2 separate regions of the Homo sapiens genome follow, and region 1 is linked to region 2. Evidence: chromatin contacts called from ENCODE Hi-C or POLR2A ChIA-PET data. All regions are on one chromosome and are shown on one strand. Each heading gives the region's core, a stretch centred on a gene start or an enhancer-like site at or near the end of the contact. The rest is flanking DNA. Distances are from core to core; before and after follow the strand shown.

Region 1 (4,206 bases), core at 311-2,810, 34 kb after region 2:
TAGGTGTGGCTATAAAAAGGTAACAAGAGGGACCCTTGTATGAAGTGATGGAATAGTCCTGTATTGAGTGTGGGGATGGTTACATGAATGTATGCATGTGATAAAACTGCATAGCACTAACACACACACAAGTGGAACTGGGGAAATCTGAATAAGATGGGTGGATTGTATCTGTCGATATTCTGGATGTGAGAATGTATTAGTTTTGCAAGGTCTTACTATTGAGGGAAATCGAGTAAGGGGTATGAAGAATCCCTTTGTATTATTTTTTACAACTGCATGTGAATCTACAATTATCTAAAAATAAAATTTAATTTAAAATAATCCATCTGTTCATCCAATAGACATCTATGAAACCAAGGCCTTCTAGTGGATTCCAGAAAAGCCAGGAGCCCTCATCAGCAGAGAAACAGCTCTGCAGTGAGTTCTTTGAAAGTAACACATGCCACGATGTTAAGCCCAGGGAACTGGATGCTGTGCCTTGTGCCCAGCCTAGTCCAGAGGCCACAAAGTGCTCTGAGTTCCAAGCCAGGAGCACTCACTTCCTACTCGTCTGTTTGAAATGTCCCAGTCCTGCTCAGGCCTTGAGAAAACTCAGAGATCCCCCAGACAGACACCTGCATCTCTGGTTACCAACCTAAGAGCAGTGTACAGGCAGAAGGACAGCTACCTCTCTGGGCCAGAAGAAAGGCAGCAGGGAGGCAGGAGGCAGGGCTCAGGTCAAAAGAAGAATGGCTCTCCAACACATCATCCTGAGAGAGGAGGGACACGCCTGCTCAGCGAAGAGGAGCAACTGCGTTCAGCTGGCCACAAGGCACAGGCTGCGGGCCAAAAGCTGGGTCATTTACTAAGCTGTGCTCAGCAGCTTTGCGGCTTTCTAACGTAAGCCTCAGAGCCTGTGAGGTGGAGATCGTGACTATGCCCACTTTGCAGGTGGGGCACGTGAAGCTCAGGAAGGTTATACAACTTGCTCAAAGTTGCAGGAGTAAGCAGCAGCCGCATCTGCTCCACGGCACAGCCACCTCACTCTGCTCTCCAGGCCTTGGGCCCCTCCTCGCTGGGCTGGGCTGGGCTGGGCTGCCGGTGTTTGGGGCCTTCACTCATCACCACATCCCTACAGCATCCTGCTGGGCCCTGGGACCAGTCTGCAGGGGCACAACAAACCAAAATCTGACTGTGGGAGTAGAAAGGGCCTCGACGGAGGCAGAGGCCTGGCTTCCAGGCTCCTGCTTGCCCTCTGGGCTTCTCAGAACTCTCCTCTGTTCCGGAAGGGCGGGAGGGATTCTCACTGGGTCACAGCATACTGCATTCACACAGCCCCTGACAAACTCAAAGCACTGCCCCATTCATCTTCTCCCTCAAGGATGGGTGTGGAGCCTCCCATCACTGTGACTGCAGGGAAGATCCCCTCTGCGAATGCCCTCTCCACTGATGTCTGAAATCCTGAAATTCTCTAGTTTCAGAGTCATTTTGGTGGTAAGGGTCCAGAAGCCAGGGGGCAGTGTGGAACCAGACTAGCCTGAGTTCAGGTCCCAGCTCTTGTCACTGACCTGTTGTATGGCCCCAGTTTCCTCCTTGTAAAATGGGTGTGATTACATAGGTTGCATTGCAGAAGCTAAGGCTGGGCCAGGCCTAGGCTTGGCATCACTCCTCATTTCTGGTACAGACACAACTGGGCCTGTGGGTAGGGTGGGGATGGGGGGGCGAGCCAAATTTCTACCACTCCCCAGCCACTGGCAGGGAGTCTGGGCTGGTTCTCTGACTGGCCCAGGGACAGTTTCCACCAAGACCTGGACGTTTGTTTAGAGCAACTCTTGAAATCTATGGCCACCAGCAGAGACAGGACTAACTCACTGAGGATTTCAGGAAAGGAATGGATTTGTTTGACCTAAAGTCCCAAACAAATGGGGTTTTTTGCCCTAGATCAGAAAACGGAAGCCAACCTCAATTTGCTCAAAATGTTTAAGGGAGTATATCTCCCTTAGGAGGGTAGCAGTTAGTATGGGGGAGCAAGAACTGGGCACTAAGCCTAGCTTAGGCTGTGTGACACCAGAGTCCTTGTTCCCATCTGTGGGGTAGGGATGACACTGTCCATGAAGAGTGTGCATGCAGCATTCACGAGGTTCTGGTGGGAAGAGGCACACCTTCTTCCCAATGGAAGACAACAGGACTGCCCACAGTCAGGGTCTGGACAAAGGACTGACCCTCCAGCCTCTCTCTCAGAGCTGCTGGGCCCAGAGTTCTACTAAGCACCCTCAGACGCCCTGAGCCCTGGCCTAGGCAGCCAGTCATCAGAGGGAAAGTAACCCAGCCAGAAAGCAAGTCCAGGCCTGATTCGGTAAGAGGAAAGTGAGCTGATCTTGGATCCTCTGTCTCCTGAGGCACACACAGGCCACAGCCAGATAAGTGGTGTTGTCTAGCATACAAGATTTTGGGGCTTCAGGGGCTCCCTGGGGGACAGGCACCCCTCAGCTCTGAGTATTGCCTCCCTGAAGCAGGGAGATGGGACCTAACCTTGTACAGGAGAGCTCTCATTTCAAATGTGTGAATGCAGGAAATATAGTGAGGAAATACCTCACCCCCACCTCTTCCAATACCTCACCCCGGCCACTTCCTCCCCCGCTGGGGCCTTCACACATACTGTTCTTCTGCCTGGAAGGCTTCCCTCAGCTACCCACAAGTTTCAGAATTTCTTCCTCTGAGAGCCTCCCGACTGCCGTCTCTTCTTCCACCTGGGAATCTCCATCAGAGCACTGACCACATCAGTCCACGGGCTTGGAGGAGTCAACTGACAGCTACAGGCCTGGGGCAATTGAGGGAACTCTGTCCTGACAAATCATGCCACATGCCAGGATTGGGGTTATGCCTCAAGCACAAAGGCTCTCAATAATTTGTTGAAAGAGAAAATAAACCTCATTATCACTACAAAAACCCTCAGTTGCCAAAAACCCAGATTATTTGGCCATATAGCAAAGGCTCCCAACACTTTAGTATCCAAGGTTCTAGGGCTCCTCCCAAACCTGAGCCCTTTTTGCTTGGTCCCTGCCCATCCATCTCAGCAGCTTCATCTCATGCCCCTCCCACCCCCTCAGCATACCCCTTCCAGCTTCAGAGAACCAAATGCACAGTGCACCATTCCCAAACACGGCACACCTCCGTGCATCCAAGCCTTTACACATGCATGGGTTTCTGCTGGAGCCCCCTTCCCCTGTTCTCCATGCTTCCTGCCAGCCCCTAAACCACAGCACGTGAAACCACCCATCCCCATGGGCTGCATGCTTGCTTCTCCTGACCCCCTCTCAGCCATGCAGGTCCCTCATGCCACAGCCCAGACACAAGCCAGTTGTGCGATGCATCCTCCGTGCAGCCTGCTCCCAGCCCCAGGTATCTAGCCCAGCCTCCCTACCTCGCAGCACCTAAGTCCTTGCTTCTTCTAGAGAAGCTTCCTTTATCTCATTATTTCTGTCTTCTACCCCAAGATTTTATCCTCCAAACTGTATTTATCAGGTCAGAATGAATTTGTTTCTGCATTTTTTTTTTTTTTGAGACAGAGTCTTGTTCTGTCGCCCAGGCTGGAGTGCAGTGGTGCGATCTTGGCTCACTGCATCCTCCACTTCCCAGGCCTCAGCCTCCTGAGTAGCTGGGATTACAGGCATGCACCACCATGCCTGGCTAATTTTTGTATTTTTTTTTTTTTTTTTTTTTAGTAGAGATGGGGTTTCACCATGTTGGTCAGGCTGGTCTTGAACTCTTGACCTCGTGATCCGCCCACCTTGGCCTCCCAAAGTGCTGGGATTACAGGCGTGAGCCACCGTGCCCGGCCTGCATTTTGTTTTTTATTGTAAAGGTTATAAGCTGGCCAAACAGAGCTTCAAATACTCAGGAGTGGCTGTGACTCCATTTCCCGAGGGATGCGGAGGACACAGCAACCTCAAGAAGCTAGCCCCCTGCATGTGTCTTGGAGGCCAGGCTGAACTTGGTCCTGAGGCCTAACACGGGCCTCATGCCTGCTGGCTCCCAGGTGCCTGAGGGGGCAAAGGAGAGGCGGTCTACACTCCTCAAGAGGAACAGGTGCCCTGGGGCCACAGACAACCTGGAAGCCATGGCTCAGGCTTTACAGCAAAGACAGTGGGGCCGGGCTCAAGGCCCCCATGAATGGATGAAGCTGACCCCAGAGAAAGGCAGACTCCCTTAACTCCCTTTGCT
Region 2 (4,446 bases), core at 554-3,053:
GAATTGCTAGAACCCAGGAGGCGTAGGTTGCAGTGAGCCAAGATCGCGCCACTGCACTCCAGTCTGGGTGACAGAGCAAGACTGTCTCAAAAAAAAAAAAAAAAAAAAAAAAGGAAAAGGTATGTTCCTACCACTGGGGCTTGGCACCTCCTGCTTCTGCCAGGACTGCGTGCCGCTCCCTCCCTGAAAGCTGGCTACCCACTCATCCTTCTGGTCTCTACCAGAACACTCCTGCCCAGGCTGGGTTTGGTGGTCGCGCTGCGGGGTCCTGCAGCCTCATTCTGCTGCGTCTTGTTTTTTACCACCTGTCATTGACTTGACCTTATCTGTCACGTTCAATATCTGTCTCCCTCACCAGAGCGAGCTCTGCCCCAGCACTGGGCCTGTAGAGGAGGTGCTCTGGAGATGCACTCAGGGCTCGCACCTGACAGAGTGGAAGCAGCTGCCAGGCAGGGGGATACCGAGTACCCCACCCTGGAGAATGTGCAGACTGTGGATCTGTGGGGGGTGTAAACTGTCCTCTAGGGTCGTCTTTATCAGCCTATCCTGGCTCCTGTGATAGCATCTATCTTTCAAGGGTTTATTTCAAACAGGAAGCTGGTAAGTGCTGCACACTGATTTTCGGGAGAGGGGACGGTCAGCTCCATCTTCCCGCCCCAGATCACAGAGCTGGCATGTGACAGCTGGCATCCCGGCTGGCACTCCCATCAGGCTGTCTCCACAGAGCTGCCTTTTGGGAGGGGTCTGGTTCAGTTTCCTGGGCCCACTCTGCTCATCCCCCTGCAATAATGCCACAAGCCCTTGGTACACGTTACCTCATTTATTCTCACAACATGCCTGTGAGGTAGGGAGGGGCAGGGACTGTCCCCGTTTTACAGAGGAGGAAGTTGAGGCACACAGAGGTCAAGTGACTTGCCCAAGGTCACAGACGGCGGCCAAGCTGGAAATGGGCCCCGGAGCAGACCCTTGGTTCACCTGGGGACGGGGGGGGGTCCCCCCCTGCAGCAAGCGCCAGCCAAGAGGATGTCTCGGATGCCAGAGAGGCGCATACACAGCATAGAGCAGCCCCTCAGGTACTGAGCTGGCTTCGGGGCTCAGCCCCTGCCCTCCCCTACCCCGCCCTGCAGGCCCGGGCCATTGCAGCTCAGGGCTCGTGACACCCTGGGAGTGGGATGCGGGGGCAGGAGAGAGAGAAGGATAATTGGGGTTAAAAAAAAAATAGAACAGAAAACTCAGAGGCTGGGCAGATGGGCCCTTAGGAGTGCGGGGCGGGGGGAGGGGGGTGGAGACCAAAAAAAAAAAGGGCTGCTTACACACAAGGTATATATTTTTACACACACTTGTACACACACCTAGATATAGTACATGTAAAAATATATGCTATTCACACACCCGCCTCCTGCCAGGTGCCCCGAGAGCCAGCGGCGGCGGCGCTGGGTGGGCATGGGTGAGCAGATGGGCGTTTGTTAACTATACACTCTAAGGTCTATGTGCATATGTACACATACATACAGACACCGCCGCCCGCCCCTCGGGCACCGGACACAGGCGCGGCTGAGGACTGACGGCCCCCTGGAAGCCACTCGGGAGTCCTAGATTTTGCTGAAGGAAGAAGGGGCTGGAGAAAATAAAAGGGCAGGAGTCTGGAGTGTGATAACTGTGGCTTCGTCTCATTTCCACCCGCCAAGACTAAAACTTCCCTCATCTGCTCAGCGGTGAGTGAGTCCTGCCTGACACTGCCCAGGGCTGGCGGGGCACCTCCCAGTGAGGCGCCTCCATCTGCGTGTGTGTGTGTGCGCGTGAGGTTGTGTGTGAGCACTTGGCGGGGGGAGGGAGGGGACGCATGTCCATCTCTCTGTCCTCTGGGCCCTCAACCGCAGAGAGGGCTGAGACCCAGAAAGCCGCTTGCCACAATGGTGACCACTGTGTGAGCTCTGAAGGGAAAAGAGAAAAACATAAGAATGAAAATCAAGGTCAGAGCGGGGATAGCTGGGGAAAGGAGGGACATGGCAGGTGCCCAAGGCTGCCCTTGGACTGTCGTCATCTTGTAAACAAGCTAGTGTGAGTTCTCATCAGATAGAACGAGTAAAAAGACCGCAGTATGGAGGCTGGGCCGGGAGTTGCCGACGTCCATCTATCTAGTCCACCACGGCCAGCAAGAGGAAAAAAAAAGTTTTCTAGTTTCGTGATTTTTGTTGATTTTTTTTGTGAGTAAAATCTTCATAACCTAAAGCTGGGAGGGACCCAAAAAAGCCAAATTGTGAGCCCTTGTATGCGTCAATTTGAAAGTTGGCTCAGGGTCTCTAGACAGAATAACCATAGCAAAGGTTGAGAAAACTCTGTTCCGTTCGCACTTAGTTTTTGTGTTTTTAATGATTTAAAATCGTTTCTTTCCTCCTGCATGGTCTCAGAGCCTGGTCTGGGCCTCCGGGACATAAATCTCGATGCTGTCTGCGCTCTCGGTGGCTGAGTTCTGCCGCACAGAAGCTGCCCGCTTGGCCGCCAGGAGTCTCTTGCGGGCCTCCTGGCGCTGCTTGTCGCTGGCGTCTGAGGCCTTGTCGCGGCTCACTGCCGGCTTGGATTTGGCTGGCTTCTTTGGGACCGGAGGGGGTGGTTTCTTCTCTTCCTTTAGTGAGACAGTGAGGAGAGAACAAAAATAAAATAAAGGTGCCACGTTTTGTGTGGCACTACCCCCACCATATGCCGGCAGCTGGAGTCTCCACCCCAGCCTCCCCGCATCGGGCACAAGCAACACACACTTGGAATCAGGAAGCCACGAGAAGCGATGACTGACAGTGGGAAGAGCTCAAGGCACTGGAGCAGAAAGCAAGCCTAGACTCCGAGAGCGCTCGAGCAGCGGGGACGGGCAGATCCCATTGTCCACCCTCATGTTGAATCACCGGGAGCCCGAGACTCGGGCAGGAACTAGCCCGAGTCACAGTCAGAGACAAATTTAGGGCTTCAGGTCCCATTTTACAGGCTATTCTAGGGGATTAGACAGGGCCACGGTTCAACAGGGGTCACTGGTTCTGGTTTGCAGAAGGAAGCCTCAGGGAAGAGGCTGGCTACCACAAGGTCACAGAGCTGGCTCCAGACCCCAGGACTCCTGGCAGCAGGGCCCCAGGAGAAGGGACCATTTTTGCTGCCTCCTCTGTTATAACGTGATTGAGGCTGTGGGCGTGCCTCTCCCAGGATCCCCTTTTCTGGACATGCAGGGCAGGACACATGCTTCAGGGGCAGCCTCAACTACACGGAGCAAGCGGCATGCCAGACAAGTGCCAAGCATGGACCCCACGCAGTGATGGATGTGAGACCCCAGCTCAAAGACGACACACGGAGAAGGGAGCCAAGCAGCACTGACCGATGTGGGCAGCGTTATTGCCGACCAGGAATTTGTCCCTGGACTTCCCCTCCGCACTGCTCCATGCTCACCTTCCTCTTCTCGGGGGTCTCCACCAGCTGCCAGCTGTTGGCCTTGAGGTGGTAGAGTTCATCGAACTTCATGCTGATATCCTCGATGGACAGCTGTAGCAGGTCCCAGAACCCTGCCAGGTCCTGGGCTGTGGGGCGTGGGTTGGCATCAGGGTTCTGTGGGCCAGATGGGGATCAGTGGGGCCAGCTCAGCAGAGGCTTGTCCTGCTCCCCCCAACCCCCCAACAAGCAGGGTTCCTCTGGGCCCTGCCAGCACCCGCGGGGGCTCTTGAGGCCTAGTGTCTGGGTAAGTATCTGTATGAATGAATCTAAGCCAGTTCTGGTCAGCACCAGCCCTAGTGGTGGGGATCTTTGGGGGATAGTCTAAGGGCTGTGGCAAGGAAGGCACTCCTGTCCCTAATGTATGTGTATGCTAGCAGACAGGTATTCTCGTTTTGCAGGGAAGAAACAGAAGTTCTTGGCCATGGTGTGACAGTGACACCGAGAGAAGCCCGATTCACTCCCAGGTGGGAAAGGTCACAGAATCTGTGTTGTTTCCCTCGTGTCACTCTGTTCCATGACAACGCAACCCCCAAGTCTCTGTAGGTCTTGGAGACAAACACTCACTCCACTGCCTCCCGCTGGGAGTACACACATTCCCACAGGCAGAACAGCCCAGGACTTTGCTTTTGACCCTGGCAGGGCCAGCCCTCCTAACAGGTAAGAGGGAGGGAGAAAGCCAAGCCACCAATCCCAGCAGTGGGATTTCTTTGTTTTTTTTTTTTTTTTTTTTTTTTTTTTTTTTTTTTTTGAGACGGAGTCTCGCTCTGTCACCCAGGCTGGATGCAGTGACGCGATCTCGGCTCACTGCAAGTTCCACCTCCCGGGTTCACACCATTCTCCTGCCTCAGCCTCCCGAGTAGCTGGGACTACAGGCACCCGCCACTACGCCTGGCTAATTTTTTGTCTTTTTAGTACAGAAGGGGTTTCACCGTGTTAGCCAGGAGGGTCTCCATCTCCTGACCTCATGATCTG

The links. Hi-C counts contacts between places; a loop is a spot of excess contacts on that map. ChIA-PET counts read pairs that join two places held with the same protein, here RNA polymerase II (POLR2A). Pooled maps may share reads with other maps.
Region 1: a map of posterior cingulate gyrus shows a loop between it and region 2 (5-fold over the local background). The contact joins two enhancer-like sites. A Hi-C loop is called at or near these places in 2 of 168 maps with a recorded cell type or tissue (mesothelial cell of epicardium and posterior cingulate gyrus), 1 of 37 single-sample maps with no recorded cell type and 5 of 50 pooled maps. POLR2A ChIA-PET finds 5 or more read pairs at or near these places in 8 of 52 experiments (GM12878, OCI-LY7, activated B cell and 5 more).

Annotation. Positions count from the first base shown.
Region 1 is chr20:36,490,530-36,494,735 of GRCh38, reverse strand. The region is part of intron 7 of DLGAP4 (DLG associated protein 4); the gene reads right to left. Among named protein-coding and RNA genes, the nearest start is that of MYL9, 49 kb to the left of the region's middle. Within about 2 kb of position 1,560, at least 24 of the 41 ENCODE cell types and tissues checked have a DNase peak (open chromatin) inside an H3K27ac peak, as active enhancers do.
Region 2 is chr20:36,524,993-36,529,438 of GRCh38, reverse strand. DLGAP4 (DLG associated protein 4) reads right to left here. Exons shown (of 13, transcript NM_001365621.2): 12 at 3,433-3,588; 13 at 806-2,626. The coding sequence ends at 2,408. The region is part of intron 2 of DLGAP4-AS1 (DLGAP4 antisense RNA 1); the gene reads left to right. Among named protein-coding and RNA genes, the nearest start is that of MYL9, 14 kb to the left of the region's middle. Within about 2 kb of position 1,803, at least 8 of the 41 ENCODE cell types and tissues checked have a DNase peak (open chromatin) inside an H3K27ac peak, as active enhancers do.